2 separate regions of the Mus musculus genome follow, and region 2 is linked to region 1. The links are chromatin loops, found by intact Hi-C in ENCODE. Cell type or tissue: gastrocnemius. All regions are shown on one strand. Each heading gives the region's core, and the rest is flanking DNA. Links, peaks and the distances in the headings are about the cores only.

The links. Hi-C counts contacts between places; a loop is a spot of excess contacts. Peaks named below come from ENCODE experiments on the same cell type or tissue, not always from the same donor. Only the 100,000 strongest peaks of a DNase experiment are listed, where the experiment ranks them.
Region 2: it touches region 1 in a loop (2.9-fold over the local background); 2 of 42 quality-filtered maps call a loop at or near these places.

What each region holds. Positions count from the first base shown.
Region 1 is chr12:71,571,985-71,588,038 of GRCm38, reverse strand. It overlaps 9630002D21Rik (a long non-coding RNA gene), which reads right to left and starts at 10,108. Exons shown (of 3, transcript XR_872814.1): 1 at 9,893-10,108; 2 at 3,192-3,380. In gastrocnemius, for the core only: a CTCF peak has its summit at 10,350 (motif pointing right); DNase peaks (open chromatin) are centred at 7,333 and 10,452; H3K4me3 peaks cover 289 bases; H3K27ac peaks cover 1,329 bases.
Region 2 is chr12:71,198,100-71,214,153 of GRCm38, reverse strand. The region is part of intron 27 of 2700049A03Rik (RIKEN cDNA 2700049A03 gene); the gene reads right to left. It also overlaps the pseudogene Gm19045. Among named protein-coding and RNA genes, the nearest start is that of 2700049A03Rik, 69 kb to the right of the region's middle. In gastrocnemius, for the core only: a CTCF peak has its summit at 9,689 (motif pointing left); a DNase peak (open chromatin) is centred at 11,952; H3K4me3 peaks cover 388 bases; H3K27ac peaks cover 366 bases.

The DNA of each region.
Region 1 (16,054 bases), core at 5,433-13,432:
CTAGTTTCTTGAGTTCTTTGTATATATTGGATATTAGTCCCCTATGGGATTTAGGATTGGTAAAGATCCTTTCCCAATCTGTTGGTGGCCTTTTTGTCTTATTGACAGTGTCTTTTGCCTTACGGAAGCTTTGCAATTTTATGAGGTCCCATTTGTCAATTCTTGATCATACAGCTCAAGCCATTGCTGTTCTGTTCAGGAATTTTTCCCCTGTGGCCATATCTTCGAGGCTTTTCCCTACTTTCTCCTCTATAAGTTTCAGTGAAACATAAATTAAACAGAGAACAGAAAAATAAAAACCACTAAGTTTATTGCCAATATAAACTAACAAACCCTTAGAGAGATTCTAAAGAAATATGTAAAAGACTTAAATGAGATCAAAATTAAAAAATCAAGAAGTTACAATAGACATATTGGAAATAAGAAGCGAGCATGCCAACATATTTAAAAGCCTAGATGCAGTGGATAAATTCCTAGAAAACATATATCTTACCAAGATTGAATCAGGAGTAAGAAGTCCAAGAGGAACAATAATAGATAAGATACCAAACAATTAATTTTAAAACCTTCTTCAAAGAAAAACACCTGGAGCAGAAGGCTTCAGAGGCTGAACATTAAAAAGGAACTCATGTATTATATCTTAACTCTTTCCAAAAAGAGAGCTACAGAAAATTCTTTCAGTAACATTTTATGAAGCCTGATACCTATACCATTCTGATACGGATGCCAGACAAAGATAATAAAAACACAGGACTCTGGTAAACACTGATGCAAATAACAGAATATTCACAATTTATTCCAGCAACACACCAAAAAAGATTGAACATCATGACCGAGTAGAATTTAAAGTGACCTACAAAACTTATCTAATGCATGCCAGTAAGACAGTGTGATTCATCACACCAGTAGAGCAAAAGAGGGAACAAGAGAGAATGAGAAAGATCAACTGATAAAGAAAAAGCATTTGACAAAGTCCAACATCCTCTCTCAATAATATCTCTAAATTATTAAGATATAAAAAGAAAATTACTCAACATAAGAAGACTCTTTTTTGAAAACTCTACAGCTCACATCATAGCCAATGAAGAGAAACTGAAAGGTTTTCCATTACAATTCAGTATATGACAGCACCCCAATTCTTGCCATTTCACCCAGTATTGTTTTAGAAATAGTAACAAGAACGATCAGGGAAGTCAGATAAATGGGCAAATCAAAATGGAAGAAGGAAAATCATATTTATTTGCAAGTGACATAATCATATATGTGAAAATCAAAGATTTTATAAACACACAAACCTCTTAGAACTAATAAATAAATATTCTGTTAGGTTGCAGAATACAAAATCAATACCATTTGTACTAGAATAATAACCTAACTAAAAAATAGAATTAAGAAGAATAGCATCCATAATGATACAAAAATAAAATGCCTAGGAACAAATTAGCTAAGGAAGTTAAAGATCTGTTATACTAACATCTATAAAAACGTTCACCACACAAGTAAATTGCACAACATCCCGTGCTGTAAAGCAGAAAGCTAATATTGTTAACATCGCCATCCTGACCAAGGACACATGCAGAGTCAATGAAAGCTCTGTCAAAGTCACAATAGCTTTCTCTACACAAACAGGGAAAAGATTAAAAAATATAACTAGAGCCATAAGGACTCTAAATAGACAAGTAGTTCTGAGAAAGAAAACCAAAATTGAAGGTATCATATTCTTTGATTTGAAACTATATTATGAAGCTGCAGTTACTGAAACATCACGGCTCTGTATAAATATAGACACACAGATCCGTGAGACCAACAGAGAGTTCAGCAAGTGAACCCAGACATGCTCAGTCGGTTGATTTTTGACACAGACACCAAGAAGACACAAGGAAATGCAGTCACTTCAATTAATGGTGCAAAAAGATGGAAACTGAACCTTACTGAATGCCACACCTACAAACCAACTCAATGCAGGTCATATGAAGGAAAGACCTGAACCTAAGGCATATACTATAAAACCCCAGAACAGGATGTGAGGAAAGTCTCCGGGACGTCCCATGATTTTTTAATATCACAAACAACAGCCAAAATAAACTGGATGTTGATCTAGAAGTTCTTCAGAGGGAAGAAAACAGTCAGCACGGTAGAACAGGAGCCTACTCGAGGGGAAAGAAGAGCCTAGTGTGTAATACATTCAACTTAATAATGAAAAACAGAGATTCCACTTTGAAAATGGGAAAACGATTCAATAGATACTCATTCAAAGAAAATTTCCAAAGATATATGAAAAATATTTATCATTAATCATTAAAAGAAATGCAAGATAAATCTACTATGGAATACCACCTCAGAGCTCTTGGGGTTACCATTATCATAAGGTTACAGGAAAACATATGTTTGAAAGAAATTGGGAAAAAAAAGGGACTCTTGCTCATTGCTAGTAGATTTGTGCAGCCATAATAGACAATATGGGGGGGAGGGGGTAGGTTGGAGAAGAAATGAAAAGTGTATCACCATGTATCCTAGCAACATCTCCCTTGCCTATTAACCCATACCAAAGTAAATAGCAATATTGTTTATACCAACAAAGATACTAAAATACTGGCAGAGAAATGGATGAGGAAAATGTGGTTCCCACCCACAGTGACATCTTACACAGTCCTAAAAAGCAAAGCAAAACCACAAGAAGACCCTGCCTTTTCCCAGAACATGGACAAGCCCAGAGGATGTTGCATTAAGTGAAACAAGCCACACCCAGCAAGAAAAATACTGTGTGATCTTGCTCACTTAAGAATGTCAGGTTTTGTATCATTTTTATTTTCCAAATTTCCTGCAATAAGCACCCATTCATCTTATGATTAAACTTTTTGAATTCGGTGTGCTTTGGTTTACTTTTATGGATTTACATATATCTGAAATGTTAATTCAGCCCTAAAGAATAATCCTAATAGCTGCAATTTTAGCGAGGAGAGATACTTGGGTACTGAGTCGTATTCTTCCTCAGGGATCACTACATCCCAGCTGGGGGTAGGGAAGCTCCCAAGTTGCCTGGGGAAGAGACAGACCCACCAGCTAATCACTATCAGCACCAGAGACCGGCTCAATCTGCTAAGAAAACAATTATTCATCTCTTCAAATATCCACAGACTCTGGCCGTGAATTCTATCCACATTTGCAGTGAAGGTGGCGAAATGAAGCACCTGTGGAGAATTTCATGCTGGCTTTTCTCATGGATGGCTTGATCTCCGAGAAGACACAGCAGGACAGCCACTGTCACTCCAAGACATCTGTTTGTTCGTCACATAGCTGGTCTGCTTGTGCGTGGCAGCAGTTGGAGCACACCACCCTGGACTCTCGTGGTTCATTTCTAGAGCTGTGTTTTTGCAACCCTGCAAAACCAGAGTATTGTTAATTGATATTCTTTCAAACGCATAGAAAGAAGATGTTACTCCAGGGTACCTTGCCCACAATAATTAGTCATCTTATTGCACATCGCTCTGAAAAGGAGGGCCAGCATTTCTTCCATCATTATTCTTTGAGGCACAGAAGAATATTATGAAAGCTGATATAACAATCAAGGGCGAAACAAAAATTCAACATATTTTCTGGCTTAACAGACATGTCAGAGACTAACAGAATTTTCATGTTGGAAGGAAGGAGGCGCATCGTTTGAGAGAATCAAGAAGAAAAACTTCTAACCCCAGAATTGCCACCTCAAAGTTCACATCTCACAACTTGCTGTCTTCTTAATAGGGAGCTAAAAATATTTCCCCCCAAACCTAGCAAAAATGTGATTGGTAAATCTGAGGATTTTGTAGCAAATGAAAATGGTAACAAAAATGTTGAATGTTAAAAATAGAATAAAACATTTGAACCAACTGTATTGACTTAAAGTTTAAGGTAACAAACTATGTAGCTTGATATGTTTTCAGAAATGTGTCTAGCTGTTTGATTACCACAGTAACTGTGGTACAGGTCATCTCTGTAACCCCCAGAAGATTCCCTTTGGCTCACTTGGGGACCATTCTCATTTTAGGAAGCCACCAGTTTAACACCTCTCAGTACACTAAGTCCAGATTGTATAACGGGTCTGTCTTAGGAAACTCATTAACACCATTATGTGTAGATGTAGTTGATTCCTTTGTATAGTTTTCCACAGAACCCATTGGTTAGTGCACATCACAATTTGTGGATACACGGTGTATTATATTAAGGGGGTATACCCAGATGGAAAGTACAATGATTAAATCTGTGATAAACATCTTTGCCCGATCCTTTTATAGGTGTAGGCCATTTCTCTTGAGTAAACGCTAAGGTGTAAAACTGTTGGGTCATAGAGTTATAAATGTAGCCTTGTAAGAAACTGTCAAATATCTGTCCAAAGTGGTTATAGCATGCAAGTTCACAAAGGAGATTGGAGAGTTTCAGTTTCTCTATGTCCTGGGACACTTGGTATTTTAATCAGGCTTATTTTAGTCATGAAAATAAATTGAAATGCTACTACGTAGTGATTTTAATCTGCACACTCTCATACATGCTAATCGTGACGGTACTTTCTAATGTTAATTTTATAACAGGTATCTTCATTTGTTAAATGTCTGCGTAAGCCTTTTTTATTGGTGCTACTGGGTAAAGAATTACCCCTTTTTAATTCATCTGTGCGAGTTTTAACGTACTATAGAGAAAATTTTCATCGAGTAAATCTTTTAGATATCTCTTAATATTTGGTTCTGGATTACCTGTTCTTTTTATTAATGATCCTTTCGAGATGTAGAATATAAAATTTTTTGATACGATCACTCCTACTTTCACATAGCTCACCTAGAAGTTCTATAATTCTAGATTTTACATTTTTGTCTATGATTCTCTACATTCATCATTGCAAATGTGATAGAGAATTTGAGAGTTTTTTTTTTAAATATCCAATCATTCCAGCACTGTTTATCAAAAGGTTCTCTGCTGTGGGAGACAATGCCCCTATTGACATCATAGTGGCCCACTGTTAGAGAAGTAACCAGTCACTTCCTGGTGCTGTTTAAGCCCATCCCACAAGACAAAACCCAGGGTCTGTTAACTTGGCCAAAACCCCATGGTTGGTTGGGTCTTACCTCTAGAGGAGAACCTAATACTATTATTCTGCTAAATGAACACAGTGATAAACTGACTCTTCAGTTTTATCTTTATACCCATATATATGTGTACATCTTTCAAACCTTAATAGATAATTTTCATTTTACACTCTATGTTGGCTCACATAGAGAACCACACCTAGTCAAGGAGAAGTCAAGGAGACGCAGAGGATGATAGAATACAGATAGGACATTTATATTTTACTCTCAGTGTTCAAGGATCACCACAGAAGAAGGGACAGACAAAAGCTGTAATAGCCAGTCATGGTGGACACCTGGGGAAAACAGTATTTGGTAGACATGACAGCATCACTGCCTACAGAACTCACAGCAGCTATGAATGTGTGCATAAGACCTGCACAAGATCAAGCTGGCCAAGATCTCATGAAGCCACACCCTAGCTGAGAGCCATTGGCCATTTATGGTTGCCAGAGGAGGGAGAGTCCGTGTATTTGATCTGTGACCCCTGACCTGTGCTTAAGCAGACTGTCTTCCAGTCATACACACACAGATTATGTGGACTCAATGGGTTTTCTAAAAAAACACATGAAATTGGGAGGGGCAAATGGTAGGGAAGTAGGCAGGGATTGAAGATGTGAGGTGTGTAAGTTTAATCAAAATATATTATATGCATGCATGAGACTATCAAACAATAAAAGCACTGCCAAAACAGTAGGGAAAAAAGAATATCCATTTCCTCAATGACTTCACTTGAAACTTTTATCAAAAAATTAGCTGTTAGCAAGTATCTCTCCCTCTAAACTTTATTTTGTCTCATTGATCTGGTTCATGCCATTGTGCCAACATAACATCTTGATAACTTAGTTTCCTACTAATTTGAAATCAAATAGCATACGTTTTTCAACTAATTCCTTCTTGAAGAAAATCTGTTTTTACATTTCCACATAAATATAACCAGCATTTTAATCTCTCTCTCTCTCTCTCTCTCTCTCTCTCTCTCTCTCTCTGCGTGTGTGTGTGTGTGTGTTTGTGTTTCTCTATCAATGTGTTTTCTCCTATGATTTCCTGAATTCCCTCACCTGCTTATTGGCACATAAATTTTTCTCTTAACACACTTGTCATAGTTATTTTAAAGGACTCTTCTGTTTATTTGAACATCTGGATTGAACCCATACATGAACTGTGTACTGAAGGATTTTCTTTTAGCCATGTGCCATATTCTCTAGATTTTTAATGTTTCATAATTTTAATCGTATGAAATGCATAGTATCAAAATTAACACTAGAAAATGAAATCAGCATTTTTATAGAGTATGCATGGACATAGATGTTTACATGTGTATGAGTTTTTATGTATGCATATATACACTCATATGGATTTATATATATGTATATTCAAATATGCTTCTCATGAGAGTTGGTATCCTTCAATGGTGTCCTAGAACTAAATTCGAACTACACCAGACGTGATTTCAAGCCTGTAAAAACATGAGACTTCAAAGTTGCCAGCTATCATCTTGTTTTCCTAAGCCATCCGCAGATAGAAATTAATTAACACAATTCCCATGCAAAATCGCCGCTTGTTCAGAGAGATTGCCTTTGGATTTGCCATTGCTGCGTTTAGTAGCTGGGAACATTGTCAAAAGCTCAGCTACGCTTCCCTGTCCTGACCTAACAGATTTCTCTTTCATCTCTCCCATATTCAGCAGCTAGAGAAAGTGACTTATTTTTCTTGGTGTGATGGAAAGAGCTTGTGTCAGGAGTTCAGCCTCTTCAGACAGTGCTCACAGCTCTTGTGTTAGTCATCTACTGCGTATGATGCACTTCCCGCCCTAAGCATAGCTATTTAAGGCAGTAAACACTTGTTATTCTGCGGATTCTAAGGGTCAAGAGTTTGAGCGTGGTTCAGCTGTGTGATTCTGGCTCCGGATCGCTCCTGAAGTTGCAGCTGCTTTGTCAGTAGAGGCTATAGTGATCAGCAACCTGAAAGCATGAGCCCAGCTGTGGATATAACAAGGGGGCTTCAGGTCCTTGCTGGCTATTAGCCAAAGGTCTCAAGTCCTCATGCCATGGTCCTCTTCAGAGAGACGGTCACAATGTGCCGACCTGATGTGCTCCACAGAGCAAATGCATCAAGAGAGGAAGGCTGCAAGAGCAAGCCAAAGGGAAGCAACGTCGTCTTTTGTAACCTACTCTGGAAAACAGCAACGCTTGGCTATTGACCCATCCCAGTACAGTATGGGCAGGAACCCAAGACAGGCTTTGTATCTGCCATATTCTGTGGTGTTCCTGCACTGATCCCAGTACACAGTGGGAGGAAGCACAAAGCCATAAATATTAAGTAGCTGAGACCCCTGGGGACCATCTTGGCTATTGGCTACACAGATTTTAAGTAACATGATTCGTTTGCTTATTGGCTATTCTCTCTCATTTCAGTGTTAAGAGTGTCTTTTACACTCTCTTGCACTTTGACCAACTCATCACAGGATGGTATCCAAGCATCTATAGTGAGTGTACAGTCTTCTAAAGCAATCCCTGCTAAACTTTCAAACTCTGTTTTAAAATTAGCTGAACCCTTGGTCCTTTGTTCATGGCTACATCAGCCCTAAGACTGTGGACCTGTCATGTTGAAAACATTAGAAGCTTCCTTGCACACTTTTCCTGGATTAGATTTCCAAGAGAACATACTAACACGATTCTAATAGTAGAAGCCATTTGAAAGGCTAGAAAGGCAACAAAATATAACACTTCAGACTCAGGTCCTGAGCCAGAAGTAGTGGTGCACACCTCTAGTCCCAGCACTCAGAAAGCAGAGGCTGGCTTGTTTCTGTGAGTCTGAGGCCAGCCTTAGTCTATAGCATGAGTTCCAGGACAGCCAGAGCTATATGGTGAGACCCTATCTCAAAACAAAACAAAAAGACTTATGTCCTAGAGACAAAGTGTCCCATTTGCAAATCCAAGCCTGGCATTAAAGCTTTTTGTCCCTCACTGATACAGTGGGCACATGGCTGATAGCTGCCTTACCTCTGTTCTCTGACAACAGGAGCTTCTCTATGCCAAGTCCTCTCACCATCAGTACTAGGAAGTGTGTGTGTCTCCACTGAGCCCACTGGGCAACCGCGTTATCAGCTAAAGCGCCACTCCTGGACCAGTCCTTAAGCTCCTCCTCCTGTTTTAGGGAACCCTTTAAACTGTTTGCAGGTTGTGCTTAAAAGGTTTTTATTTTTCAAAGATTGTAAGCAGCAAGGGAAGGCAGCGAATTTTAAGATTAATTGCTGAATTTTAAGATTAATTTTGAGAACATGTTGCCTAAGGGGTTAGAGAAGGGGCTTGGTGGGTTGAGTGCTGGTGTAACCTGCATGAAGCTCTGGGGTCTATCCCCAGCACCACATAAACTAGGCATAATAGCACACACCGGTATGGCCAAGACTCAGAAGGCCGAGACAAGAGGCTCAGAAACTCAGGGTCATCCTTAGCTACATAAGAAGTTCCAGGCCAGCCTGTGCTATGAGTTTCTAGGTTTAGTTTTGTTGTTGTTTTGTTTGTTTGTCTGTTTGTTTGTTTGTTAAGTGTATCAGTTAGGAGAACAAGGAATTTTGAAGCTATTTGTGGACTTCAGAGATTTAGCTCCAGGTATCCCCTTGCCTGTGCCCCACTCCCCCAGAAGTCAGCAAATCTGTGACGTGAATTGAAGTTGCATTTTTTTTTTCATGTGTTTTGCGAGTTCCTACTAAGGTCCCAGGAGAGGCGGGGTGGCTGGAGTGTAATCAGAGGCATCTATTTGTCGCCAGCTGCAGTGACTCTCTGCTTAAGTCTGGAACAAGGTCATCACTCTCAGCCTGTCACGCACAAGCGCACAGCGGGCCTGGCAGAGGCTCATTAGTATGCCACACATTCCATCAGCTAAATTTGCTATTTCATTTAGAATGCCTCTGATTGCATTTTTTATATATACATTCCCGGGCTCCTCAGAGGAACGGATGCCACTATTAGTGAGCTGACAGGCAGTCGAGCATACGTTGATGTGTTTGCCATTAAACTATGGGGGAGAGTTATTAAAAACATTTGGCTATCAACTATGAATTTGGTTAGAATCATTTAAGATATAGAAGTACTTTTAAACAAAAGAATAGGAAATAAATAAATCAATCAAAGAAGATTGGTGGGAGAAGAAGATCACTTAAATAAGTTGGAATTTACTAGAAATGATTTGTTTTGCTCTATAATTATGACCATATAAAAGAAAATGAATGCAGATATTTTAAGGCTATAAAAACATTCAGTTGACATTGGGCATTGGCTCCTACTGCTGCAAAAGACACATTACACATTTTGCAAACCTGATATTTTTGTTTAAACTGAGTATGTCCCTTTAAAAGATAATTAATGTTTATGGTAACCATGCTCTTCTCTATATTTCTTCAGACGTGATGGACCAGATGACATTTGTCTTACTACCTCACAGAAGAAGCAAGTGAGGCATCCTCTCCTATGGGCTGTGAGAGAGATGTACAATTTATGCTTCTACCAAGCGAGCTACTAAAACATGGAAATTTATGATTTTTGCCCCCTAGAAAAACCTCATTAAGCTCCTTGAAGAAATGCAAACCTCGTGAGCAGTAATCAAAGCCTATGAAGCCCCCAGAGCGGTTAACAGAGCCCACTTCATCAGACAGTCCCACCGGGGACAGAGCTGCCCGGGGACACGCTTCTTACTGAATTCATTATTGAAACTCCACTGCAGAGTCACCAGGCTAAACATCCCCCCATGCTAGAATGTTCCATAAGAAGCTTTCCTGAGAACATACTGACCTTTTGTTATTGCCAAATTCCCAGGAATCATCATCACGGGCGGCATCTGGAAGTACCCCACGCCAGGCAGATCCACGGGCAGAACAGTCCAGGCATAGGCAATGGCAGCCCATCACCAAGGACAGAATTCTGTACAACATAAACCTTCCTGTGAGTCACTGTAACTTAAAACTGCGGCTCCTGTGGGCAGCATCACGCAGCACCCGTGCCTATTCTATTTCGTTTTGTTTCTTTGGTTTTATTTGTTTTGTTTTGTTTGGGGGGGGGGGTGGGTGGCAGGGTTTCTCTGTGTAGCTCTGCCTATCCTGGATTTCTCTATTTCTACTAAAAGAAATTTCGGGCTTATGAGTCTGAATGAAACTACATTTAACCCATGAGATGAGGAAGGTGCCCTTTGTGGAGAATGGGCAAGAAGTTTGTGTTTGTGTGAGTGGATACCATGAGTATGCTGGAGTTAGCAGAGACCAGAAGAGGGCGTCAGAACCCCTAGAACTGACATTACAGTTAGGAGCATCCCATGTGAGGGCTGGGTATCAAAGGTTCTGCAAGATCAAGTGTAACCTCCCCACCCTCGGCCTGAAACCTGTTAGCTCAGGTTTCACTATTAGCAGGAAGGGAGCGTGGGGTGGAGCCTGCCGCCCCGCCCCATCGTTCTGCCACTCCCACTGCTGCTACCTGCTACCTGCCGCCTAGCTGCTCCGGAGCCAAGCACGTGGTCACCTGCAACTGGACTCCAGGATTGTTTGGCAGGAATGAGCCCCTTCCCCCTTCTTCATAACCCAGTGCACTGAATAGTAAAATTGAGCTTTGATTAGAAACCGGTTGTCTTAGCTCCGTTCTTTCTCCCGTCAGTCTAGTTCCTTTTCTTTCAGCTCGAGTCTGCCATCTCAGCCATACCAGTTCCTCGCGAGCCGCTGGACGGCCCGCGACAATCAAGGAGTGCTTTTAACCACTGAACTATCTCTCCAGACACTCTCCACCTACCCGACCCCCACCCCCACCTCACCCCACCCCACCCCCATCTTAATTTCCTACCGTTGCTGTGACAAAGTACAAGTGGAATAAACCAGCACAAGGGTTGTATGTCATCATCTTGGAGATGACATGTCTTAAATCACTCTGCTGTCAGGGCCCAGCTCCCTCTGAAATCTGATGTGGTCGATCCCTCCTTTTCTAGCTTCTGCCATTTATCAGCAATCCTTGGCATGCTCCTTAGCTTGAGGCTGCACTGCCCCACCTTCTGCCTCTGTTGTCCCACAGCCCTCTGGTCTCTTGTCTTCCTTTTCTTCTGAGGCCATCAGTCATACTGATTAGCACCCAACCTAATATCCTTGTTTTAACTGGATAACATCTGCTAAGACACAATTACCAAGGAAGGTCACATTCACAGGTTGCAGGACCAGGACATCGATCTGTCTTTTGGGAGATACTGCTTAACCCAAAATAGACCACTTTAGCTGGAAGAGTCTGCAATACTACAGGCAGATGACACAAGATGCAAACCAAGAGAGACATGGCCGAGGAAGACAGAGGGAACCTTGTTAGGGAAAGAGTATAGGCCACGAGTGGATTCATCAAGCTAAGACAATAAGTAAACTGAAGTCAATGCATATCAGATACAGTCACGGAAAAGGCTCTGTTGAGTCTAAAGAAAGCAGTTTCTGTATTGTGGTGAGGGCTGTGACCACATCGAAGTAGGCAGCAGCAAGTGTAGGCTGGTTTCTCCAGACACGTAGCTGTGTAGGGATAGGATGAACAAGAGATATTAGACAGCTAAGTGGCATTTTAAGGCAGGCACTGGTGTTCAGAGTCTGAAAGCACTTAACCCTCAAAGGTGCTTCTTCACCATGAACAGCTATTGACTCAAGCAAATATCGACCACGATGAGAACGCTGAAGACAGACATCTCCAAACTGGTAGTAAGGATTGTACTGGAGTGCACACTGCCCCGACTTTTCAACAGGCATTCCCTGCCCTGCCTATCATGGGAAGGGCAAGATGAGTGTAGAGGTGATTTAAGATGGGCTTGCTGAACATGCACAGTTGTGTGTATATGTGTGTGTGTGTGTGTGTATGTGTGTGTCTGTACACATAACTGTATGCTTTTACCTGTATCTGTATATGCATACATATGTAGATATATATAATATTATGCATCACTTAATGACAAGGATATGTTCTCAGAATAAGTTGTGTGTGATAATGTGTGTGCATTAGTATGGTACATACACACGAGTATGCTCAGAGACCTAAGGGATGTGGCATATGTCCTGCTCTGTCAATTTCCACCTAGTCCCTTGAGACAGGGTCTCTTAACTAAAACTGGAGCTGGGCTGGTAGCTAGCAAGCCTGGGTGATCCTCTTCTCTGTGCCTCCCTCAGCATATTACCAACACATATGACCACATCCAAACTCTTACATGGATGCTGGGGATCTGAACCCAGGTCCTCATGCTTTGGTAGCGAGCCCTCTTACCTCTGCTCTAAGAATGATTTTCTTATCACATAAACATCGGTATGCACTAATGACATATTGCTTGATAATATTAAATAAGAGCACATTTAAACTCATAAGGACATACAGTATGGTAGATAAAGCAGGATTGTAGTTGTTCTATATCAAGTACTGTGCATTGTTCACAGTGTGCTGAACTTCTATGTAATTGCAGCACAGTAGATCACCCGGCATCACAGAAATCATGTGAATAAGTCATTGTTCTACGACACCAGGACATAATAGGAATTTTTCAGCTCTGTTATCATTGAAGAGATAACCTTCAAATGTGTGGTCTTCTGTTAGCCAAAACATCATTACATCATGCATGACTGAGTGCACACACAAAGTTTCTTCTTAATGCATTGGCCCACATGATAGCAAGGGGTTGGGAGCAAGTCCAACATACTAAGGTAACCTGGAAACTTAGGCAGAAGTTGAGTCATAGTCCTGAGGCAGGAGAATGTTTTCTTTGGGAAATCTTAGCTTTTACACTTGGGGCCTCCAGCTGATTGTATAGGGCTCCACACGTATGACTGGAGGTGATCCAGACTCAGAACCAACGGATTGGAGATGCCGTTCACATCTACGGTGTCTTCACGTCACCACTTAGATTAAGGTTTGAGTGAATACTGACTGGGAGCAATAGCACCTCCCCCCGCCCCCAAGTCAGCACGTAAAAATGACAACTATGCTACTGTCCTCCAAACAACATCAAGAGGCCACAGATTCAGAGGTGTGTCATTTTCCTGGGGCAGCTGTCACGAATGCATTACGCGTGCAAGCATGTGCTTGGGCGTTCACAAGATAGCTGTTATCCTAGGAAGTGTCACATGGGAGATGGTGTTAAACCACAAACAACACTGTGTGACACAAGTAGCACTTGCACTCTTTCCAAATGTAAAATCTGAACCATACTATACACTGCTTGTTCACGTATAAAAACTAGATTATATTTACTATCTGCATAGTGCAAAGATAGCTGTTCATTGTCTTGTAGGAACACTACCTGCTCTTGTCTGGAGAGATCATTAACTTCCTACCCTCTTGGAGTAAAGTTTTCTACATTTGGATCTGCCTTTCTCAACATGGAACAGAACGCTTCCATTATCAAAGGATCACAGGATCCTGTTTCATGTGAGTGTACGGCACAGACAAATGACAATGAAGGATGAAGTGCAATTTCCTGAGAAAAAGACAGTTGACAAAAACAGAGACTGCAGAAGATGGTAGCTTTATAACCACCGTATGTATTTTTTTTTCTATATTGCTATCACAGAAACTCCATCAATACGAAAATTATGCAAACCAAGCAGGGATATTTTTTCATATACACACACTGGACATTTGAGGATGTCACCAGTTCAGAATTGCTGAATACTGTTAGTAGCTTCAAGGTTCCAGTCCATGTTTCAAAAGACTGTGGAAATCTGTGAATCCCACATACACAGACTGAACCTCCCCAAACCCAGGCATTAAAGGGGGCTTACAGTCCTTTCCCTAACAACGGTCCTTTCCCTAACCACGGTCCTTTCCCTAACCACGGTCCTTTCCCTAACCACGATCCTTTCCCTTCTACATGATTTTACTCTCCCAAGAAAGCTTTTTCTTTTAAAAAAAAAAAATTAAATGACATGCCAGCCAAGAGGGAAAGCTACCATTGAACATCCAGTGTTGTCTTTCATAACTCATCTTTTCAAAGAGGAAAAATGGCCCTCTTTCCTATAAAATGCTGTTGGATTTGTTCAGAAGCTAAAACAATACAAACAGCATTTAACATGAATGATAGAGAAAGAGATTCTGGGGTCTCCTTTCTGGCTTCCCTTTGCCATGATTAAAAGATGTCAGTCAATTACATTTCATTTTTTCTGCCAGCTGCATTCATTATAACATTTTAGGCACGTTCTAGGGGAGAATAGCTTACTGAGTCAATGTAAAATTTGTCATTAGAAATTGAGAAGTATCCAGCGGCACATTCGTTCTTTCCTCTGCGATCGTTTATTTTGGCATGTTCGGCTTTTGATACGAGCACTGTGCCAGGGCCCTTCCGTGTATCTCATAAAACATAGTAATCTTCTTACAGTGGTTTCCATAATTTTATTACTAGGTCCTGAAGAGGAAAAAAAAGGGAATTATGAAGGAGATTAGTTTTTACATAAATATTTTATAATATCTATTTTCCATTTCTTGCCCTGACACTTTATTACCATGGACTCTTATTAATTCCATGCTTGATATAAATTAAATGGGGGATTTTGATGTGTGTGGTTGCCAGGGGCTTGAGGGCATTCGAATCTCCTCTCTAACATTACAATTGCGTAACTCCTCCCAGGATTAATTTGTCTAACCACAGTCCCCGAGCTACCCGAGAAAAGGGTGATTTAGAACTGCAATAGCCAGCTTCAGATGTGATAACGCACAACCTCTCGGTTATGCACTTTGTGGGAATTCAAAGGCGCAGTTCACCCGGAGACAATTTCTAAAAGGATTGTGAAATTGAATACAGCCAAGCGCCTCGGTGTTCAGAAGGCAATGCAGTTGTCCAGGGACTTCATTACTTGCTGGCAACTCTGTGCAAGGTTGGGGGTGAGAGAAGGTAGGGACACTCACAACACCGCTGGTCCCACTTGTTAGCAACTCGCACAAAGGGCGGCCATGGCAGTTGAAAGCAGCTCTGCCTTCCTTCCTCAGGGATCTGGGCAGGCCTTCTCTCCCCACCCCCCGCCCCCAAGCCCATCCCCATCCTAATTATCATCATGACATTGATGGGACTGACTGCTGTCACTTTCCCAAGCTCTCCCCACCCCCAAGTTAAAGATAAGTACAGTTTAAAATGCTTAAACGAACAGGATGCAATTAAGAACACGGACAATGACAGAGGACTAGGGGGAAAGGAGATAACACAAGAGACAGGGGAGCAGCTCTCAAAATGACTTAGGAAGCACAAGAATGTGACCAGAGTATCTTAAGTAATTTATAAACCTCCTTCTAAAGAAAACAATTATCCCTGACACTCCCACACCCCCATTCCCAGTTAAACACAAGATAAGATGCATACAGCTGTGTACACATTTACACACACACACACATGTATTTTACATTTCTACACACACGTTCACATTTCCCACTCATGCACGGTGCCCTTCATGGTCAGCTGAAGCCCTTGGTCATTGACTCTGCTTAAGTGTCCTTCTGGGATGCAGGCTGAAGCAGTAATCTTCTGGGATGTTACAAGGCGTGCTCGAGAAGAAAATGACAGAGGGCAGACAGCACTGCGGCTTTGCCACTGTCAACTTGACAGTGGCACGTATTGTGGCCACTCAAGCTTTATTTTGTGAAACAAAGGGCACAGTCAAACCCGCAAATCAGGATGGTGGGGAGGTATCATTTTCCCACAATAGGCAACCCTGGCAGTGACACAGCAGCTACTTTTGGAAAGTAAGAGAATTTAGGAGTAAAATAGAAAACTATACTAAACTCTTTTTTGCCTATGAAATGTCTATAAATTGAAAGCTGTAGCAATTATGAATAGAACAGAGAAGTTCAAATTGGTGATTAGTGTGTTACATCTTCTACAGACACTAAAACTCCACTCAGAGTAAGAGAAATATTACAAAGCACAAAGGTCCCAGTCTGGGTGCTCGTGTTACAATGTAGTTAGGCATGCCC
Region 2 (16,054 bases), core at 5,438-13,437, 370 kb after region 1:
TTAAGATTCTCTTTAGCCTAAAGCTTACAAATTATGCTACTCTGGCTGGCTAGCGAGTCCAAAGAGATTCTTCTGGTGCCCCAACATTGAGATTGTAAGTGTGCACCATGATGGCTGGCATTACTCCCCCTCTCCCCTGCAAGTTAAGACTTATTTTTTAGCCTTATGTGTTGCCCACATGTGTATATATGCCCCCATGTGCATATCTAGTGCCCAGTGAGGTAAGAGGATGGTACATGCTATGGAGCAGGAGTTACAGATGCGTGTGAGCCTTCATGTGGGTGCTGGAAACGAAACCCAGGTCTTCTGCAAGAGCAGCACGTGTTTTAAACTTGAGCCGTGTCTCCAGCCTCATGCTCACCATTTGATGTGGTTCAATCTCGGGTTCTCATGCTTGCACAGAAATTGCTTTACTGACTGAGCCAGCCAGCTCCTTCCACAAATATTTCTAAGAAAACCTTACTTTTTCTTTTTATTGGTTATCTTTTAAATATAGCATAATTTTATTTAATCAATAATGAAAGACTTAAAAAGAGTTACTCATGACCTAACTTGTTTAAAATGAAACATCTTAATGGCACCACAGACATTTTGCCTTTAAAGGCAATCACCTTCACTAGGATTGCAGAGCTGACCATTTCCTAGATATAACAAATAACCACTCTCTGCTGGACATTTTATATTAAATCAAGTTTTTTTTTTTTTCCATTTTTTATTAGGTATTTAGCTCATTTACATTTCCAATGCTATACCAAAAGTCCCCCATACCCACCCACCCCCACTCCCCTACCTGCCCACTCCCCCTTTTTGGCCCTGGCGTTCCCCTGTTCTGGGGCATATAAAGTTTGTGTGTCCAATGGGCCTCTCTTTCCAGTGATGGCCGACTAGGCCATCTTTTGATACATATGCAGCTAGAGTCAAGAGCTCCGGGGTACTGGTTAGTTCATAATGTTGATCCACCTATAGGGTTGCAGATCCCTTTAGCTCCTTGGGTACTTTCTCTAGCTCATCCATTGGGAGCCCTGTGATCCATCCATTAGCTGACTGTGGGCATCCACTTCTGTGTTTGCTAGGCCCCGGCATAGTCTCACAAGAGACAGCTACATCTGGGTCCTTTCGATAAAATCTTGCTAGTGTATGCAATGGTGTCAGCGTTTGGATGCTGATTATGGGGTGGATCCCTGGATAAGGCAGTCTCTACATGGTCCACCCTTTAATCTCAGCTCCAAACTTTGTCTCTGTAACTCCTTCCAAGGGTGATTTGTTCCCACTTCTAAGGAGGGGCATAGTGTCCACACTTCAGTCTTCATTTTTCTTGAGTTTCATGTCTTTAGGAAATTGTAACTTATATCTTGGGTATCCTAGGTTTTGGGCTAATATCCACTTATCAGTGAGTACATATTGTGTGAGTTCCTTTGTGAATGTGTTACCTCACTCAGGATGATGCCCTCCAGGTCCATCCATTTGGCTAGGAATTTCATAAATTCATTCTTTTTAATAGCTGAGTAGTACTCCATTGTGTAGATGTACCACATTTTCTGTATCCATTCCTCTGTTGAGGGGCATCTGGGTTCTTTCCAGCTTCTGGCTATTATAAATAAGGCTGCTATGAACATAGTGGAGCATGTGTCCTTCTTACCAGTTGGGGCATCTTCTGGATATATGCCCAGGAGAGGTATTGCTGGATCCTCCGGTAGTACTATGTCCAATTTTCTGAGGAACCGCCAGACGGATTTCCAGAGTGGTTGTACAAGCCTGCAATCCCACCAACAATGGAGGAGTGTTCCTCTTTCTCCACATCCTCGCCAGCATCTGCTGTCACCTGAATTTTTGATCTTAGACATTCTGACTGGTGTGAGGTGGAATCTTAGGGTTGTTTTGATTTGCATTTCCCTGATGATTAAGGATGTTGAACATTTTTTCAGGTGCTTCTCTGCCATTCGGTATTCCTCAGGTGAGAATTCTTTGTTCAGTTCTGAGCCCCATTTTTTAATGGGGTTGTTTGATTTTCTGAAGTCCACCTTCTTGAGTTCTTTATATATGTTGGATATTAGTCCCCTATCTGATTTAGGATAGGTAAAGATCCTTTCCCAATCTGTTGGTGGTCTCTTTGTCTTATTGACGGTGTCTTTTGCCTTGCAGAAACTTTGGAGTTTCATTAGGTCCCATTTGTCAATTCTCGATCTTACAGCACAAGCCATTGCTGTTCTGTTCAGGAATTTTTCCCCTGTGCCCATATCTTCAAGGCTTTTCCCCACTTTCTCCTCTATAAGTTTCAGTGTCTCTGGTTTTATGTGAAGTTCTTTGATCCACTTAGATTTGACCTTAGTACAAGGAGATAAGTATGGATCGATTCGCATTCTTCTACATGATAACAACCAGTTGTGCCAGCACCATTTGTTGAAAATGCTGTCTTTCTTCCACTGGATGGTTTTAGCTCCCTTGTCGAAGATCAAGTGACCATAGGTGTGTGGGTTCATTTCTGGGTCTTCAATTCTATTCCATTGGTCTACTTGTCTGTCTCTATACCAGTACCATGCAGTTTTTACCACAATTGCTCTGTAGTAAAGCTTTAGGTCCGGCATGGTGATTCCACCAGAGGTTCTTTTATCCTTGAGAAGAGTTTTTGCTATCCTAGGTTTTTTGTTATTCCAGATGAATTTGCAAATTGCTCCTTCTAATTCGTTGAAGAATTGAGTTGGAATTTTGATGGGGATTGCATTGAATCTGTAGATTGCTTTTGGCAAGATAGCCATTTTTACAATATTGATCCTGCCAGTCCATGAGCATGGGAGATCTTTCCATCTTCTGAGATCTTCTTTAATTTCTTTCTTCAGAGACTTGAAGTTTTTATCATACAGATCTTTCACTTCCTTAGTTAGAGTCACGCCGAGATATTTTATATTATTTGTGACTATTGAGAAGGGTGTTGTTTCCCTAATTTCTTTCTCAGCCTGTTTATTCTTTGTGTAGAGAAAGGCCATTGACTTGTTTGAGTTAATTTTATATCCAGCTACTTCACCGAAGCTGTTTATCAGGTTTAGGAGTTCTCTGGTGGAATTTTTAGGGTCACTTATATATACTATCATATCATCTGCAAAAAGTGATATTTTGACTTCCTCCTTTCCAATTTGTATCCCCTTGATCTCCTTTTGTTGTCGAATTGCTCTGGCTAATACTTCAAGTACTATGTTGAAAAGGTAGGGAGAAAGTGGGCAGCCTTGTCTAGTCCCTGATTTTAGTGGGATTGCTTCCAGCTTCTCTCCATTTACTTTGATGTTGGCTACTGGTTTGCTGTAGATTGCTTTTATCATGTTTAGGTATGGGCCTTGAATTCCTGATCTTTCCAGAACTTTTATCATGAATGGGTGTTGGATCTTGTCAAATGCTTTTTCTGCATCCAACGAGATGATCATGTGGTTTTTGTCTTTGAGTTTGTTTATATAGTGGATTACATTGATGGATTTTCGTATATTAAACCATCCCTGCATTCCTGGAATAAAACCTACTTGGTCAGGATGGATGATTGCTTTAATGTGTTCTTGGATTCGGTTAGCGAGAATTTTATTGAGGATTTTTGCATCGATATTCATAAGAGAAATTGGTCTGAAGTTCTCTATCTTTGTTGGATCTTTCTGTGGTTTAGGTATCAGAGTAATAGTGGCTTCATAAAATGAGTTGGGTAGAGTACTTTCTACTTCTATCTTGTGAAAAAGTTTGTGCAGAACTGGAATTAGATCTTCTTTGAAGGTCTGATAGAACTCTGCACTAAACCCGTCTGGTCCTGGGCTTTTTTTGGCTGGGAGACTATTTATAACTGCTTCTATTTCTTTAGGGGATATGGGACTGTTTAGAAGGTCAACTTGATCCTGATTCAACTTTGGTACCTGGTATCTGTCCAGAAATTTGTCCATTTCGTCCAGGTTTTCCAGTTTTGTTGAGTATAGCCTTTTGTAGAAGGATCTGATGGTGTTTTGGATTTCTTCAGGATCTGTTGTTATGTCTCCCTTTTCAGTTCTGATTTTGTTAATTAGGATTTTGTCTCTGTGCCCTCTAGTGAGTCTAGCTAAGGGTTTATCTATCTTGTTGATTTTCTCAAAGAACCAACTCCTCGTTTGGTTAATTCTTTGAATAGTTCTTCTTGTTTCCACTTGGTTGATTTCACCCCTGAGTTTGATTATTTCCTGCCGTCTACTCCTCTTGGGTGAATTTGCTTCCTTTTTTTCTAGAGCTTTTAGATGTGTTGTCAAGCTGCTAGTATGTGCTCTCTCCCGTTTCTTCATGGAGGCACTCAGAGCTATGAGTTTCCCTCTTAGAAATGCTTTCATTGTGTCCCAAAGGTTTGGGTACGTTGTGGCTTCATTTTCATTAAACTCTAAAAAGTCTTTAATTTCTTTCTTTATTCCTTCCTTGACCAAGGTATCATTGAGAAGAGTGTTGTTCAGTTTCCACGTGAGTGTTGGCTTTCTGTTATTTTTTTTGTTATTGAAGATCAGCCTTAGTGCATGGTGATCTGATAGGATACATGGGACAATTTCAATATTTTTGAATCTGTTGAGGCCTGTTTTGTGACCTATTATGTGGTCAATTTTGGAGAAGGTACCATGAGGTGCTGAGAAGAAGGTATATCCTTTTGTTTTAGGATAAAATGTTCTGTAGATATCTGTCAGATCCATTTGTTTCATCACTTCTGTTAGTTTCAGTGTGTCCCTGTTTAGTTTCTGTTTCCATGATCTGTCCATTGGTGAAAGTGGTGTGTTGAAGTCTCCCACTATTATTGTGTGAGGTGCAATGTGTGCTTTGAGCTTTATTAAAGTTTCTTTAATGAATGTGGCTGCCCTTGTATTTGGCGCATAGATATTCAGAATTGAGAGTTCCTCTTGGAGGATTTTACCTTTGATGAGAACAAAGTGCCCCTCCTTGTCTTTTTTGATGACTTTGGGTTGGAAGTCAATCTTATCAGATATTAGGATGGCTACTCCAGCTTGTTTCTTCAGTCCATTTGCTTGGAAAATTGTTTTCCAGCCTTTTATTCTGAGGTAGTGTCTATCTTTTTCTCTGAGATGTGTCTCCTGTAAACAGCAAAATGTTGGGTCTTGTTTGTGTAGCCAGTTTGTTAGTCTATGTCTTTTTATTGGGGAGTTGAGACCATTGATGTTAAGAGATATTAAGGAAAAGTAATTGTTGCTTCCTGTTATTTTTGTTGTTAAAGTTGGCATTCTGTTCTTGTGGCTGTCTTCTTTTAGGTTTGTTGAGGGATTACCTTCTTGTTTTTTCTAGGGCATTGTTCCCGTTCTTGTATTGGTTTTTTTCTGTTATTACCCTTTGAAGGGCTGGATTCGTGGAGAGATAATGTGAGAATTTGGTTTTGTCGTGGAATACTTTGGTTTCTCCATCTATGGTAATTGAGAGTTTGGCTGGGTATAGTAGCCTGGGCTGGAATTTGTGTTCTTTTAGTGTCTGTATAACATCTGTCCAGGCTCTTCTGGCTTTCATAGTCTCTGGTGAAAAATCTGGTGTAATTCTGATAGGCTTGCCTTTGTATGTTACTTGACCTTTTTCCCTTACCGCTTTTAGTATTCTATCTTTATTTAGTGCATTTGTTGTTCTGATTATTATGTGTCGGGAGGAATTTCTTTTCTGGTCCAGTCTATTTGGAGTTCTGTAGGCTTCTTGTATGTTCATAGGTATCTCTTTCTTTATATTTGGGAAGTTTTCTTCAATAATTTTGTTGAAGATGTTTGCTGGTCCTTTGAGTTGAAAATCTTCATTCTCATCCACTCCTATTATCCGTAGGTTTGGTCTTCTCATTGTGTCCTGGATTTCCTGGATATTTTGAGTTAGGATCTTTTTGCATTTTCCATTTTCTTTGATTGTTGTGCCGATGTTCTCTATGGAATCTTCTGCACCTGAGATTCTCTCTTCCATCTCTTGTATTCTGTTGCTGATGCTCAAATCTATGGTTCCAGATTTCTTTCCTAGGGTTTCTATCTCCAGTGTTGCCTCACTTTGAGTTTTCTTTATTGTTTCTACTTCCCTTTTTAGGTCTAGTATGGTTTTGTTCATTTCCATCACCTGTTTGTATGTTTTTTCCTCTTTTTCTGTAAGGACTTCTACCTGTTTGATTGTGTTTTCCTGTTTTTCTTTAAGGACTTGTAACTCTTTGGCAGTGTTCTCCTGTATTTCTTTAAGTGATTTATTAAAGTCCTTCTTGATGTCCTCTACCATCATCATGAGATATGCTTTTAAATCTAGGTCTAGGTTTTCGGGTGTGTTGGGGTGCCCTGGACTGGGCGAAGTGGGAGTACTGGGTTCTGATGATGGTGAGTGGTCTTGGTTCCTGTTAGTAGGATTCCTACGTTTACCTTTCGCCATCTGGTAATCTCTGGAGTTAGTAGTTATAGTTGACTCTGTTTAGAGATTGTTCTTCTGGTGATTCTGTTACCGTCTCTCAGCAGACCTGGGAGACAGATTCTCTCCTCTGAGTTTCAGTGCTCAGAGCACTCTCTGCTGGCAAGCTCTCTTACAGGGAAGGTGCGCAGATATCTTGTTTTTGGACCTCCTCCTGGTCGAAGAAAAAGGCCCAAAACAGGGCCTCTCTCAGAAGCTGTGTTGCTTTGGCAGTTCCCAGAAGCTGTCAGCTTCTGTGGTGCAGACTCTCACCTGTGCAGACTAAAATCCTAAGTTCCAGGGAGTCCTGGAACCAAGATGGTGACCGCTGCTCCTGAGGCCAAGGCCGTCTCCCGAGCCAGGCGGACACCTGTCCTCTGGTCCGGATGGTGGCCGGTTATCTGCGGCCCGCCCAGGCTGCTGCCTCAGCGGCTCTGTGCTTCTGCCCGTCCCAGAAGCTGTCCGGTTCTCTGGCGCACCCTCTAACCTGTTCAGACTAATTTCCTAGGTCCCGCGGAGTCCCGGAACCCAGATGGCGACCGCTGCTGCTGAGGCTGAGGTCGCCTCCCAAGCCAGGCGGACACCTGTCCTCTGGTCCGGATGGTGGCCGGTTATCTGCGGCCCGCCCAGGCTGCTGCCTCAGCGGCTCTGTGCTTCCGCCCGTCCCAGAAGCTGTCCGGTTCTCTGGCGCACCCTCTAACCTGTTCAGACTAATTTCCTAGGTCCCGCGGAGTCCCGGAACCCAGATGGCGACCGCTGCTGCTGAGGCTGAGGTCGCCTCCCAAGCCAGGCGGACACCTGTCCTCTGGTCCGGATGGTGGCCGGTTGTCTGCGGCCCGCCCAGGCTGCTGCCTCAGCGGCTCTGTGCTTCTGCCCGTCCCAGAAGCTGTCCGGTTCTCTCTAAATCAAGTTTTTAATGGACTTTGCACAAAGCAAAATTTACCCATTGAGCTTTAATATTTATCTCTATAGTAGTTAATATGTACAAAGCAATTTATCAGAATGACTTCCTCCTTAATTCTCTAGTACACTATAAGACCAATTAAAACAAAGACAATAACATGCAAACTGTAGAGTAACTAATGCTCTGCTGTCACACTTGCTGTTTTCATTCTGTATGTATGACCTTCTCTGGTCCTATGTCACTTCTCTAACATTTTTTCTTTAACTGTCTAGCAAATAAATTGAGAATTAGCTTATCTGCTGTTGAGAGAAAAAAAAAACTTCTTTGCTGATGATATGGTAAACCCCAAAACCTCTAAAGGATTTGGGTCTCTAATAAAGGAATAGAACCAATAGTATTGGTGATCCTAAAATAACTATGGGAATTAGTAAGAGTCTTAGTAGTAGTGCCATGACTGGACACTAACATAAACATGCAAAGCTATTACCTTTTCTCTTCATTATAACAATAAATAATATAATAGAAAAATTCTCTTACTATCAAGATCAAACCTATAATATAACAGCAAAATTATTAGACATAGAATCTATGAGAACAACTGTAAAATCTTACTGAAGGTCAAAAATCCTACATGAGGCCAGATGTGGAATTTTCCACTTGTAAATCCATGTTATTTAGAAAAAGGACACAAACAAGCAGGTGAGTCTATTTTTAAAGTCTATCTGGTGGGGAAATGAAGAGTATTTCAAGACAAGCACAAACAAAGGCAGTTCATGGCCACCAAGCCAGTACTCCAGGATTCTTGAAGGAATGCTGCTACACACAGAAAAGGAAGATTGCCATCTCCATCACAGGAGCAAAGGAAAGAACACATTATGACAGGAAGAGTTGTTTATATCTTCTTGATTGAACTTTGACATCATAGTTACCTACAAGCTCATCCATTTCTTTTAGTGTTTTTAGTTTTGGTAGTTTTGTTTTGTTTCCCCAAGACAGAGTCTCACTATGTAGCTCTGGTTGTCCTAGAACTCTCTATATAGACCAGGCTGGCCTCAAAGTCATGGATATCCACCTGCCTCTGCCTCCAAACGTTGGCATCAAAAGTGTGCGCTGTCAATCCCGGCAGGGGGGATGTGCTTTTAAAGTTATTCCCTAATGATTCGCAGGCTCTGCTAGAATTTGCTGCCTCTAATATTTATTAATGCTATCTCCTCTCTCTCTCTCTCTCTCTCTCTCTCTCTCTCTCTCTCTCTCTCTCTCTCTCTCTCTCTCGGTTAGTTTGGCAAGGGCATTAACAATCTTCTTTATTAAAAAAAGAAAAAACAACTTTCTGTTTGACTCTATCTCACTAATCTCTGCTCTGTCTTACATTAGCAACACAAACTATTAACTATTACCTGACATGTACTGAACAAGGTCACCACTGATGTACAAAAGTGGTGAGAGACAGAAGGACACTAAAACATTGAAAAGAGATGGCCCAGGGCCTGGATAAACTGAAAGCTGAGCATAGAGTCAGCAATTACTCCTCCCTGGAAATAGCAAGGATATTTTCCGTGCACCAGGACACACAGACTTTAAAGGCATATCTGGGGCTGACCATGCTAGCCAAATGATTGCTATGGGTATTGCTGAGTTTGAAGCTGGCTCTCTAAAACTGGCTAAATCATAACCAAGCCTCTGGCTTAAACATTGGAAATAAAGCAATTATTGCTATCAACAAAAATGGATTCCACTGAGCAGCCTTCAGTCAGAAGAGATGTGAAGAGATTGGTTTTTTTAGATTGATTTATTTATTATATATATGTAAGTATACTGTAGCTGTCTTCAGACAACCCAGAAAAAGCATCAGATCTCTCTCCAGCCCCCAAGAAATTATTAATGAAGTGTTTACATTAAGAAAATTCATGGGCTGGAGAGATGGCTCAACAGTTAAGAGCACTGGCTGCTCTTCTGAAGGTCCTGAGTTCAAATCCCAGCAACCACAAGATGGCTCACAGCCATCCATAATGAGATCTGACCCCCTCTACTGGGGTGCCTGAAGACAGCTACAGTGTACTTACATATAATAAATCTTTAAAAAAAAAAAGAAAAGAAAGAAAGAAAATTTCTTAGGAAAATTGGCTATGGCAGTTGGTCTGGTGCTGTTATGTATTCAAATGCTAAATGTTGGGATGTAAATTAGAATAGCTCCAAACCTGCCCAATCTAGGCTTACAACTTGTAAATAAGATACCTGGATTGTGTGTCTTCTATATGGGACAGCTAGAATTTATAACTCCTTTTACAGCTACCGCTCATGCATAGAATTCAGGGTCAGTGAGTGTCTAACTCCCACAGGGCAGCTTACAACCATCCATCACTCCAGTTCCGGGCAATCTGATGCCCTCTTCTGGCCTCTGTGTGCAACAGGGACATGTGTGGTGCACTGATGTACATGTAGTCAAAACATCTATACATATAAAAGAAGACAATTTATAAAAAGAATTGGTTATGAACCTGGCACGGTAGCATTTGTGTTGATTTCTCCTTAGGATGCAGGCAGCATGCTGGTGTCAATGGCTAGCTTGCCTTGGGTCAAGAATACAGTCAGTCATGAAGATAACAGTACCAATGCAACCCTACTGCTGGTAGCTTTGGAATGTATCCTACCATTAATTTGCCTAACTGAGCAGCCAATGTACGCACCTGCCTCCCAGGTGTCTATAAAACTATCGGTACCGGTACTGTTGCTGTGGGCCAAGTGGAGACTGCTGTTATCAAACCTGCTTGGTAGGTAACTGTGCTCTAGTCAATGTCACAATTGAAGTATAAAGTCGACTGAAATGCACCTGAGGTTCTTTCTGGTGACTCTGGGGGAGTCAATGCCAAGTACGTCTGTCTGAGATGCTCCTTGCGGCAATAGCAAAAATGACCTGCAATCGAAGTGCTGGCTTCACTGCTCAGGTGACTCCTGAATCATTCAGGCCAGAGAAAAGCTGGTATTGCGCCTGAACTAGACTATCACATAGTTCACACAGCACGCAAACTTGCTAAGCTGAAAGGAAAGACCCATCACCTTTCTGCTGGGAAGCTGGAAGATAGCCCTACATTATCCTACTTGGTGAAGCTGCCACCATTAATATAGTTCCAGGTAAGCCTTTGTGCTTTCAGAGTTCCTTTTGGATCATTTTGCTATTCATATGACTCAGACTGTTCATCAAGGCCACAGACAAGAAGGTGGTAAGGTCATCACATCTGCCCAAAGAGCTCAAAAAAACTAAATGAATGTTAGTGTTACACCTGTATGCATGGTCTCAGAACTATTTGTTTTAATTGGCCATTTAAATTTAATACAAGGTTAATAATGACAAGGTGCAATAAAATCTCCTAATCAAAAAGGGACAATGTTTTATTTTATGGACCTTTTTAATGTACGAATTATTAGTTTTTAAAATCAGTAAATTTTGATAGAAGAAACATGACCAAAAAAAAAACCCCACAAACCTCACCACAGAATTTTAAGACCCATTAAAACAAAGTTTAATAAGGGAGCGATACAGACTGCGATGGTTAATGCTATCAATTGGATAGGACCTAGATTCACTTAGCAGACAAGCGTTTGGGCATGTTTGTGCGGATTATCCACGTCAGATTGACTGCGGAAGGACCGCATGCCTGGAGATGGCCACGGTTCTGGAGGGAATACAAAGGACAAAGCGGGCTGAGCCTCATCAACCATCCCTCTCGGCAGTAGCCTTACGCACCTGCTGTCCTGTCCTCCCTTCTGTAATGCCTGTGCCCTTGAACTATAGCCCCAAATGAATGCTGTGTCCCAGCAGCAGACACAGAAGGACAGGGACTGGCACTGAGAAGTGGACTGCTGCTGTGATAAACATGACCATGATTTATGGGAAGACTGAGGACAGGCTGTCAGTGGTGGCTAGCAAAGGCTAGAACGCTGTAGGCAAAGGCTAGAACGCTGTAAGCAGAGGCTAGAACGCTGTAAGCAGAGCTTACCGGGCCTTTCTGGGTAGGAGCCTGGAAGAAAAGCTAACAAGAGAAACACAAACAGTGGAGGTTTATGAGGCTCCAGGAAGGAATGAGGACTCTGTTAGAAACTGGGTTAATGGCACTCCTGTGATGTCCTGGCAAAGAATTTGACTTCATTTATGTCCTGAAGACTTGAGTGGGGTTCAATTTAAATGTAAAGGACTAATTTGTTTGGCACAGGAAATTCCAAGACAGGAGCACACTTGGCTGTGGCGCAGCAACTGTCCAACTGCTCCACTCTAGGACTATGTGAGGAAGAAAAGCAGCTAAGCAGAAAGAAAATGTGTACTTTTACAAGGAAAATAGCAGGAGCAAGTTAACCTTACAGGCAAGGCAGGTTTGAAGGCAGCTGCAACTGCTCAAGTGACTCGCACCATTAAGGAAGTCTGCTGCTGTGTTCTACACAACAGCAAAGGTGTCCTGAGGGCAAGGCTCCAGCCAGTGAAGGCTCCATTTCATAAAAAATGTCAATTCATTTGCAAGGGGAGCCCCTGACCTGAAACACACTGCTACCGAAGCAGCTCCCTGTTCTCTGAACCGGAAGGGTTTCTCCAGGCTCAGCAGACAGAAGCAGAAGCTGATGTGGCTGTGGTCTGAGGGGTCAGGCTCCATCTCAAGCTGGCAACAGAACTTGGCATCACCATCACTGGCTTTGCCGGCATGAGAAGCAGACTAAGGGGATCATGGAGGGCTGACTACCATGTCAGAAAGCCCCGAGGCAAAGCAATGCAGAGCAGGACCGGAGGTCCTGAGAGGCCATTGCAGGAAACTACAAAAGAAAGACCTAATTTACAATGGAGAACCCAGGATGTTAGAAATACCAGAACCAAGGAACAGCTGCCAAGGACAACTCCAGACACGGAGTAGAGTTGACACAAGATAAGGATATGTATGCGGTAGTGACAGAGATGGAGGGATGAAGAAGGGGCTACTTAAGTCCTTTGGGGCCCAGAGATTGCATCACAGGTCCCAGAGCTGAACACAGAGTTGCAGGATTTGATACATTCTCTGCTGAGTTTTAGTCTCGCTTTGGTCTGATTTCCTCTAATTGTCCCAATTATTCCCTTCTGGACTTTTAAACAATGTTGTAATGATTAAAAATGATGGAGATTTTTTTGGATTAAATGAATTTTTTATTATAAAATGGTCATGAGTCTATGGGGGAAAAGGGTGGAAAGTTATGGCTTAAAAGTAATTGGACTGGATGCCAAATTAGTAAGATTTAGAGTTGTAATGGTTAACATCATCAGCCTGACAGGATCTTGAATTTCCTAGAAAACGAGCCTCTGGGCATGCTGTGAGGAATTATCTACATTAGGTTAACGGAGGCGGGAAGACCACCTTAGGCATTCCATGGGCAGGGTCCTAGGCTGAATTAAAAGAAGAAAGCAAGTGGAGCATCGGCGGCCATCATCCAGCTCCTCCCACTCCTCCCGCCACGCCTTCCCTGCAGTGATGAACCCATTCTTCACTAGGTTGCTTTGGTAAGATATTTATCACAGCAACAAGACGAGTAACTAAGACACAGAGCAATGACTCGAACGGGGGACCCAGAAATCAACCTGCACAACTACACCCACTAATCTTTAACGAAACACAATCATTAGGAAAAGGAGGGCTGGTGAGATGGCTCAGCGGTTAAGAGCAGCAAACGCTCTTCCAAAGGTCCTGAGTTCACATCCCAGCAACCACATGGTGGCTCACAACCATCTGTAATGAGATCTGACGCCCTCCTTCTAAAGTGTCTCAAGACAGCTACAGTGTACTTACATATAATAAATAAATAAATCTCTAAAAAAAAAAAAAAAAAAGAAAGAGGACAGCCTCTTTAACAGAGTGTTAGAAAAACTGGGTATCTACATGTGAAAAGGTATGGGTATCGATAGTTCTTGCCCTGCACAGAAATCAAGTGGATGAAACACCTCCACAGTTATAAGGCCTAAAACTCTCAAACTGCTAGAGGTCCTTAAGATACAGTCACAGGCATGGGCTTTGTGAAAAGAACTCCTATGGTAACATAGGAAATTATTCTAAGAATAAGCAAATGAGAGTACAAGAAATCAAGCAGTTCCTACCCAATGGAGAAACTACCAACAGAGGGAGGAGGCAGCTTACAGAAGGAGAAAAATGTGTATCTTTGTGAGCTACATGTCAGACAAGAGATTACTATCCAAAATATAAAGAACTGCACAAACAAAACACTTAAAAAAAAAAAAAAAAAAACCTAACTGGGGCTGAAGAGATGGCTCAGCAGTTAGGAGCACTTGCTGCTCTTACAGAGAACCTAAGTTCAACTCCCAGGTCCCAGCTCGCCACCGTCTGTAACTCCAATTCCAGGCTATCTGACACCGTCACAGACATACATACAGGTAAAACACCAATGCACGTAAAACAAGAAGAAACAAAGTATTTTTAAAAGTGAATTATCCCAACAATAATGGAGTAATGAACTGAATAAACTTCTTAGAGAGAACACGGGCTGGGGACACAGGGACCATGCTCACTGTGCAGACAGGAGGCTCTGTGTTCAGATCGTTAGCCGCCATGTAAAATCCAGGCGCATTGCTGTGCCTGTACCCTCAGTGCTGGGAAGACAGAGGCAAGTAGATCCCAAAGGCTTACTGGACAGGCAGTCAAATCAATTGGCAGTCTCCACGTTTAGTAAGAGAAACTAATTCAGAAAGCAAGGGGAAGCATTGTAAAGGAAGCTGTCAGTACTGACCTCAGGTTTCCACACCCATGCACAGGCTTACACACACACACACACACACACACACACACACACAGAGACAACAATTTCTAAACAGAACTACAAATGTCAATAAATATTCAAAAAAGTATTTAATATTCCCAGCCATTAGGGAAATGCAAATGAAAACTGCTTGAGATTCCATTTTACCCCAATCAGCATAGTTATTATCAGAAATAAAGGCAAATGCTAAAAAATGTGAAGAAAGAAAAATGCGTATTCACTGTTGGTGGGATATAAACTGGTATTGCCTTCATGGAAGTCAGTGTGGAGGTTCCTCAAAAGCTAAAGACAAAATCACCACAGGACCCACTTAGAGCACAGAGGACTTGTAAGTCAACATACCACAGGATGCACATGGTTACTGATGGACTATTTACAAGCTAAAGAAATGGAAACAGACCAAAACGTCTATCAAAAGATGAATACAGAAAATATACATTAACATCACAGAATTGTATTCAACTGTAAAGAAAAAAGAAATAATGACATTTGTAAGAAAATGGATGGAACTTGAAATCATCGCGTTAAGCAAAGTAAGCTAGACAGACTCAGAAAGACAAATATCCCAGTCTACCTCTGTATAAGTTGTTAATGTAGAAGGGGACCATGAGAAAGGAGGAGACCATCTTACAGGAGTAGGGACAAGTGAAAGGGTTATGGGATGCATAGGACTCAAAAGAAAAAGGAGACTGGCAAGAAGGAAGGACACTGGTGAGAGCTGAGAAGGAAGGATAGCAAAAGGTGGGCAGGTGGAAAAGAATGAATAAGAATACCATATAATCACACACACACACACACACGTGGACGCACAGGCAAATACTGAAATGAAACCCACTACTACTTGCATACTAAACTTAAAAATTAATTTAAAAAATGAAAAATAGGAAGTTTAGACATAAGTTACTTGAACAAAGAAAGACACACAGAGTTAGAATTAAAATACATTTCAGGAGTTTAAAAAACCCAAACTCTCAACCACTCAGCTATTGCCTCTTCCAAATATAGTCACATACACATCTAAGTGTGTATGTATACACACATGCACATACACAACCAATATTGTGCCATATTACTTCATTGTTATGGTTAAGACAATACAGTGAGCCTGCTGTTGAGAACTCAGAGGCTAGAGGGGCTACTCAGTGGTCAAGCTCAAGCGCAGGATGCAGGGTTAGTGTCAGCACCACATCAGGAAGCTCACAACTGCCTGTAACTCCAGCTCCAGAGGCCCTAACTCTTCTAGCCTCCATGTACACACACATTCACATGTGTGTTGTGTGTGTGTATACATACATGCATATATATGTAAATGTATATTTAAAGATTAAATCTCAAATATTAAAATTTAGTCAAAAAAAGATATAATAAAACCTGATTCTTTGCAAACTAGTAAAAAGTATTAAATAAATAAAAACACTTATTTTGCAGACTAGTCATTATCTAAAACCTGTCTTTATAAACTTCCAATTAAGGAATCTTTTGATGTTATGATTTATTAAAAATGTTTTCTAGAATAATTTGTACATTATACTGGGTGATGGCAAGTATAAAGTCTATATCATATTACTTTTCAATTCTGTATACTCAAGAATACTGTATATTCAGAACAGTCTGATAAATCATACTGAAAGGTCACTGAGACAGTTTAGTGGCTGGCAATCCTGACGACTTAAGTTCAATTTCTAAGACCCACACAGGAGACTCAAGCTCTGGAAGTCATTATCTAAGTGTGCATGCACACACAGACATGCACACATGCACTCACAAATAGATAATAAAATATTTTAATCAGAGCAAAAAGTATTAAGTTACACACAATCCATCTTATTCTCAAATATGGTTACCTTTTTAAGATAATTACCAGTTTCAAAAAGAAATAATAGTTATCAATGATTATCAATAATAGTTATCAATTTCTGAGTTCGAGGCCAGCCTGGCCTATAGAGTGAGTTCCAGGACAGCCAGGGCTATACAGAG